Linked DNA regions of Mus musculus: region 1 is linked to region 2. Evidence: chromatin contacts called from ENCODE Hi-C or POLR2A ChIA-PET data. All regions are on one chromosome and are shown on one strand. The core of a region is the stretch at or near the end of the contact, and the rest is flanking DNA. Distances in the headings are between cores, read along the strand shown.

The links. Hi-C counts contacts between places; a loop is a spot of excess contacts on that map. ChIA-PET counts read pairs that join two places held with the same protein, here RNA polymerase II (POLR2A).
Region 1: a map of heart shows a loop between it and region 2 (2.2-fold over the local background). The contact joins the enhancer-like site here to the promoter of Pip4p1 in region 2. A Hi-C loop is called at or near these places in 2 of 37 maps with a recorded cell type or tissue (Patski and heart). POLR2A ChIA-PET finds 5 or more read pairs at or near these places in 3 of 5 experiments (Patski and embryonic stem cell).

Annotation. Positions count from the first base shown.
Region 1 is chr14:50,975,100-50,979,029 of GRCm38, forward strand. It overlaps the pseudogene Gm8518. Among named protein-coding and RNA genes, the nearest start is that of Pnp2, 21 kb to the left of the region's middle. Within about 2 kb of position 1,697, at least 1 of the 3 ENCODE cell types and tissues checked has a DNase peak (open chromatin) inside an H3K27ac peak, as active enhancers do; it is heart, where a contact is called at or near this core.
Region 2 is chr14:50,928,572-50,932,224 of GRCm38, forward strand. It overlaps Pip4p1 (phosphatidylinositol-4,5-bisphosphate 4-phosphatase 1), which reads right to left and starts at 2,278. Exons shown (of 7, transcript NM_001033271.5): 1 at 2,042-2,278; 2 at 1,563-1,753; 3 at 1,013-1,119; 4 at 631-736; 5 at 435-487; 6 at 250-340. The coding sequence starts at 2,204.

The DNA.
Region 1 (3,930 bases), core at 447-2,946, 46 kb after region 2:
AGTCCTTGACAGCTCCAGGTTCACTTTCTCTCTGTTTTCATCTTGCAGATCAGATATAAGTGCTCAGCTACTGCGCGCCAGCGCTGTGCTTGCCTACCTGCTGCTGTCCCTGCCTGCAGCTGTCCCTACCTGCTTCTATCCCTAACTGTTGCTGTCCTTATCTGCTGCAGTCCCTACCCGCTGTTGTTTCCTCCCTGCTGCTGTCCCTGCCTGCTGCTATGCTCTCCACTATTAAAGTCATGGATTAACCCTTTGAAGCTGTAAGCAATGGCAACCTGAACTAAGACAAGGACCCAAGTTCAATCTCTGCACCTCATGGTAGAAGGAAAGAAACAACTGGAGAAAGTTTTCCTCTGATCTCATATGTTCCATGACACACACACACACACCTGCAATCATAAAATGTACACAGGACAACAACAACAACAATAATAAATTTACAAAAGAATTCCAACACAATGAACATTTATTAAGGCCTTGCTCTTTTTCCAGCTTTAAACCCACATTTTCTAAGAATATTACCCTGAATACTATTCTTCATAAAAGTCACTTCCAAATCATTTATACATCTCCAGTGGTTCCTGGCTTTGCTTTATCAGATTATTATTCCATTAGTGACCCCTCTGGAGCCACTCATTAAAAAGAAGTAAGGGATAGAAGAGTGACGGCTTACTGATTAAGGATATTGGTGGTGGTGGCAGTGCAAGCCTTTAATCCCAGCATCAGGAGGCACAAGCAGGTGGATCTCTGAATTCAAGGCCAGCCTGGTCTATAGAGCAAGTTCCAGGACAGCCAGGGCTACACAGAGAAACCCTGTCTCAAAAAACAAACACACACCACCACCACCAACAAAAACAACAAACCAACACAAACAAGCAGCCAAACAAACAACATCAAGAGTAGTGGCTGCTCCTCCAGAGAATAAGGGTTTGGGTTCCAGCTCCTCCATGGTGGTTCACAACAGTCCAGTTCTAGGGAATCCAATCAGCGCTCTTTCCTGGCTTCTGGAGGCACCAGGCAAGTTCTTGTTGTATAGACGTACAAAATACCCATAAACATAAAATAAAATCACACACGTGCATATGTGCACACAAAGTACGAAGGGGAGAAAAAAAATCCTAGCAGCCTTTTCAGATGTCATTTGAAAGCCACCAAAATGGCACACATAGTCACTGCTAAGACATTTATGGCAGCTCTCCCTTGAGACGCTCCTGCCCACACTTGAGAATACCTTATTGTTTCCCCAGGCATGTTGCTTTCTCTCAACATCCACGTTTAGAATCTGAGATTTAAAACATCGTTTACTAGACTGCAACTTATTTGAGAAGCGCATGTCCACGCTCTCATCATGCCTAAGGACTCTTCCTCTGACTGCTCCCCTCCCTCCATTTGAAATAACAGCCCCTTTCATACTGACTCGTCCTAAATTCTGCCCCACCATCTCTTTGAACCAAGGATCCAGTTTTGCTCAAGACCCCTAAAAGATTAAGAAAGCTTCTCAGGCTGCTGTGTGACAGTGTGGAGCTGTACCTCTGGCCCTGATACTGCTCGTATGAGAGGCACAATGCATAAAGTTGTAAGTCGAACTGTGTGCGGAAAGCCTGTGCTATGCAAACGAGCCCAAGGGGATGGTACAAACTGGCCGGACAGTTTTCAGGAAGGAACTCTGAAATCAAGCAGTTCTGATTCTTAAACTTGTCCAGAGATCAGAAGTGTACTTAGTTATGTCTTAGAGGCAAAGCATTCCAGAAGAGAGCGCCCTAGTCCCGTGTCTGATTTCTTGTTATCCTCCTCTTTGCCTTTTACACAACAGAAGTGAGCACAAAAGGCCCCTGCCTCCGGTCTCCTACCCCACCCCCTCCCCCTCAGCCTGGAAACTATTTGTGAGGATCTGACTGAAACGGAGAGGCTCCTGGACACCTTGCTGGTGTGTCAGCTGTCCCGATGAGCTGCTTCTGTACCTCACCCTGTTTCTGCCATCACTCCTGTAAAAACGGTCCTGTTAGCTTTCGAGGAACTGGCTTCTCTTGGATAGGCGCTGTGCCATCTTTACTTCTCTTAAGTTCTTGTCTGTAAAATCTTATGATAAAATTCCTTTCTAAACTTGCCTCACAGACAACAGTGAATTTTACTCTTGGAGCTGGTGAGATAAGGAGAAGTCACTGGGGTCTCTGCCATTCTCAAAGATCCCAATTTCCCCCATTGTACATGAACCAACACTTTTCTCTTTTTTCTTGTCTTCTCCTTTCCTCCTCCTCCTCCTCCTCCTCCTCCTCCTCCTCCTCCTCCTCCTTCTTCTTCTTCTTCTCTCTCTCTCTCTCTCTCTCTTTCAGACAAGGCCTAAGCTGTTGGAATTAAAGGCATGCACTACCATGTGGGGCATGGATCAACCATTATATATTTTCCTGATTAAACTTTGCCTTCATCATCTTCCTCTTTATGCCCTCTGAACTCTGAATCAAGGGTACTCGGGCACCAGTCTCCATCTCTCCTCTCCAACATAAGCCTCTTTCACTTCTCCCAGGACTGTACTGAAAACTCATGAAAAGACGCCAAGCCTGCAAACTGATTGACCGATTAGAACTGTAGAGAGATCAGAATGTTGCAGGTCCAGGGGGCTCATTACCTTAGCTTGGGCTAAGTTCTAGCTACCACCCCAACCTCCAGAACAGCATTCCTTACCCACCTCTGTCTGAACTAATGACATGTTGCAACTAGCAAAAAAAAAAAAAACAACTTTAGAACTCTATTAACTTAGCAGACCACTAGCTTCCACCAACCCAAAAGCTAAGAATGTGGGTGGAAAGATTGCTCAGCAGTTAAGAGCGAACACTGACTGCTCTTCCAGAAGTCCTGAGTTCAATTCCCAGCAACCACATGGTGGCTCACAGCCACCTGTAATAGGATCTGATGCACTCTTCTGGTGTGTCTGAAGACACAAAATGTACTCATATAGAAAATAAATAAATCTTAAAAAAAAAAAAAGCTAAGAATGTCATCAGATAGATCTTGTGTTCACAGGAAAGCTTCTCTCATCTCTTTGTGCCTATCTCTCTGCTGTCCCACCAATGTGTTTTTTTTTTTCCTACTAAATAGAGGTTTATTTGCAGAAGTTGAAAAAAGCTCAGTTTGCATACATATGTACAGATCCCAGCTTTGAGCCACTCGGGGTGGTGGGCACCCTTGGGCGATGAACAGGTCACACCAACAGAAACTGAGACTCAGTAGGTTGGCTCAGTTCTCAAGACCCAGAAGTACTGGCCAGCCTAACCCCCTCCCTGCCTGAGACCATCTTCCCACAGGATGTGTGTGCTGAACAGATCAGATGGGACACGGAGAACTTGTCAGTCAGAGTTACAAGCCTCTTGTCCGGTGGTGGCGTCCACTGCAGAGGCCAGGCTGTCCTCTTGGCCTTTTAGCCGCTCACAGATCAGCTCTGCAATGGTTCTCTGGGTCCGCTTTTCTAGCTTCTCTAGCTTCTTGGCCACATCTCTCTTGAGATCCCAATCAGGTTTCCGGGGTGCCAAGTTGGCCAGGTCCACTTCCTCAATGACAGGCTCTGGCTTGGCTGCCTCCAGCTGCTCCTTCACCTTCTCCTCCACTGCCACTGGTTTGGCCTGGGGGACCCGCCTCCTCTTCAGGTCTTCATCCTCTGGGACATAGTTCCTGAGCCTGAGTCCCCTGTGCTTCCCAACTTCCTCTCCCTCTTCTCTGAGCTGCTTGGTCTGTGGCTCCCCATCTTCCCTGTCCTTGCGCCCGGTTTTCTCCCGGAGGGCCTTCAGCCGTTCTTTCCGCCTCTTCCTCTAGGCGGCCCACACCGGCAGGAGCAGCCGCCATCTTTTCGGAGGCCCCCCACCTCCCCCACCAATGTGTTTTAAACTTGCTTTGATTTAAGGCTTTCTTTGATCTGTGAAACTATAAAACTTCATG
Region 2 (3,653 bases), core at 1,028-3,527:
GTGTTCATGCAAGCTAGGCCAATACTTTTACCAGCTAAGCCACATTTGCAGCTGGCAACAACCTACTCCCTCATTTTGTATTATAGATGGGGTCTTGCTATGTAGCCTGGGCTACCTTAGAACTGCCTGTATTCTTTGATTACAGGGACAGAACCCAACACCAGCTCTCTCACCATTCTTTAAGGTATCACCTTCTCAAATCTTAGCCTGTGATGAGGCTGGTAAGAGGTTTGCATTGAGGCTACTCACAGCAAGGCCAGTGGCAGTGACTGCCAAGAGTAAACCAAGCAAGAAGCAGCAAATACATCTCTTCCTAGGATATCGTCTCCCAATAGATGACCTGTGGGGAGCCAATAGAAACTGATATTTGGAATAGCCCTGTTGATTTTATGCCACCCACCACCCAGTCACCAGTACAATCCCTAACCACTTACACTTTTCTGCAGTGAGGGCATCGTGCCAAGGTTCGGTCTGTGAATTCTGTCCACTATGGAAAAAGAAGAACAGCCATAGAAAGAAGGCTCTCCTCCATGAGAACCCGAAAGCAGGGGGGAGGAGGAAATTCTTTTCAGGATTTACTACTATTCCTAGTACTTGCCTCCTCCAGGGTTTCCCAATATCCCTCCTCACCAGAAACGTGTTCTTGCAATGTCCACAGATGACCCTGACACCCATTGGCTGTGGCTCTGGACTCAGAGGTCCTGGATGCACAGGCCCTAGGTTGATGATTCTTTTGCTATACAGGGGGAAAAGTATGTTTTTAAAATTCTTAGTTCTATTTGGATCTGATGACACACTGCATCCCAGCACTTAGGAGGTGTAGGCAGGATGACTAGACATTCAAGGTGCTACTACACAGGCCTTCCTGCCTCCACTTCTCAGGTGCTGGGATTGAACACAGGCATGCACCACCTTGCCCAGCTCTAGATTTTTGTTTGTTTTTTTGTTTGTTTGTTTCCCTATTGCTTTACAACTTTCCTTACATATGGCCTTCTCTTCTTAGGTCTCTTACCAGTAGGGCCGAGGGCAGGCAATCCGCTGAGAAGTCACTTTGCAGATAAGGAGACAATTACAGGGGCATCGGACATACTTCTTTCCTGGAGGTGCATTCTTGATGGGCTAGAGAACAATGAATAAAGGAACAATGGGCATTTCAGCAGAGAAGCCCATTATCCCAGTCCTCTGCAAGGACATTACTGAGAAAGAGAATCAGACATTTGAGATATACAAATGTTGCCAGCAGAGTAGAGTGTGCCTGTGAGACTGGGGCAGGAAGATTGCAGAGTCTGATGGGAACCCGGGTCATTGTGAGATCGTCTCAGAAAAGCAGAGAACCCCAAAATACAAAAATCAAAAGCAACTGCAACAACTGCCAGTGAGAACTACACTTCAGGTCCAGGAAAGATCAAAAAGTGAGAGCTTGGTGAACGTTATTTTTAGTGAGTGGCTTCTAAAGAAATGGCTGCTGCAAGATGCAGGAACTGAAAGTTTCATGAACAGGGTGTTGAACCAGAAAGAGGATCCAGGAAACAAGGCCCATTCTGCAGATAGTTATAACTCACAGTGGCTTCGTTGCAGACACCACATTTGACTACATGCTGATGCATCTTGCCTTCCACGTTGATCGGAGACTGACAGACGCGACAGGTAATCATGGGGGCACTCCCACTATCCGGGCTAGTCAAGGGTGAGTAGGGGGGTGGGTCCTCTCCAGGCAACACGGCTGGATGTCCCTCAGGGAACGGGGGAAATGCTACGAAGAGGAAGCAGATAAACCCAAAATCATCATTCGAACACTTCCCACGGATGCTCCACGGACGTGGGGAACCCTCTGAGTAAGCTCGATCCGCTGCTCACAAAAAAAGCGCTCAGATCAGTTTCCTCAAAACCCGCTTTCAGGCCAGGCTTAGGCAGTGATTGCGGACCGAGGATGCCTCGCCCCGTGACAGGTGCCACGGGGCCACACCTGGCGCGGAAGCAGGCTCCGCCCCCTGACCCGATCCGCCCCTAGGCCTGCGTGCACCTCAGACCTCCGGCTTACCCTGGGGCGGGGCATGTTTACCGGCTCCGTACGGAGGTGCGGAGGGCGTCAGGCCTCCACCGGGCCCGGTCGCGCTCCCGCCCGGGCCCGCTAAGCCGTTGCCACCAGCGCCGCCATCGCCGGCCTCGGAGAGCAGCGGGGAGCGCTCTCCGTCTGCCGCCATGGCGACTCCCGCTCGGTCAGCGACCAGCTCCCGCCGCCGCTGCCACCGCCGCCGCCGCCGTCGCTACCGGGTCCCTAAGGCGCCTGCGCGCCGCGTTCGCCCGCAGCCAGTGCCGCCCCGCTCACGTGACAGGCTGGCCCCGCCCCTCTGCGCTGTCATTCGTGGACCTGAAACAGTTCCCGGTTTGTAAGGGAGCGTCCCTTCTCCATTGGAGAGAGACGTGTCACGTCACTGTCACATGGTCTTCCCGTAGCTGCTGAGTCCGTAAACACTGCACGTGACTCGAAGTTGTGCGAGCGATTGGAAGTGGGGCGGTCGCGCTACCTCCGGCCCAGGTGGGCGGCTGCCCCGCACGCGTCACGTGCGCAGCCTGTCGCGTGAGTCGCTCCTCATTGGGCCCAAGTCTCCCGTGGGACGTAACCCTATTGGCCCAAATTTAGCGCCAGAACGTGAGGGCGGCTGCCTTCTGGCTGGCAGGGCTGGTATCCTGGGCCGCGGGAACCGCCCTAAAACCTGGACAAGAATCGAAAAGCCACCGGGAGCTTGAGGGCTTAGCACGCTTGTCTGACTTGGCACAAGGCCCCCGAGTAGTGGTGATGTGGTTGCGTATGCCTGTAAATGCAACACTTGGGGAGATGAGTTAGGAAAGGGAATTCCAGGGTAGCGGAGAGAAACACTGAACTACACAAGGAGGATCAGAATACAAGAGGGCGGGGCACTGGGAAGATGCGTTAGCGGTTAAGGGAACTTTCTGCTCTTTCAAAGGAGCCTAGTTTGAGTCCTAGGGCCGATGCTACCTGTAACTCTACCTCCTGGAGATTGTGCACCCGGCAGCTACATACACGTGGCTTAAGTGCGTGGGCACACACACATATATATAAAATAAAAACGTCCAAAGTTAAAAAAACAGAAGGTCACAGTGTAGGGCTGTAATCCCAGACTATGGAAGATGGAGACAGGAGGATCAGACATTCGGGTTTGGCTAAGAGTTTGAGACCAGCCTGAGCTATATGAAGACTGTCTAAAAGCCTAGTGCGCATGCTGAGTCTGAGGCTGGCTAAAGCAAGAGGATCATGAGTTTGAGTCCGATTTGACTCACAAACGGAAATGAGAGACTGTTCCTGTAGGATGGTTATGGTGATGCTATCTGGTGAACTTAATGGTAACCATGCTGGAAGCCCTAGGTTCCCTTTCAGCGCCTAAAAAAGATAATAATAATAATTTTTTTTTAATTCTGAAAATGTGCTGTACTACCACTGCTACATCCACAGTCTTTAGTTTTGAGACAAGATCCTGGCTTGGAATTTGGTGATTCTTCGCAAACCTCCCGGGTAATTGAGAATACAGGCATTTGCCTCTAAGCATAGCTGTAAAATTATAATTAATTCTACAAGTGTCTCTACAAGGGTTAAGGTTGGAACCAACCTGAAAGCCCCTCTCAAAGCATGT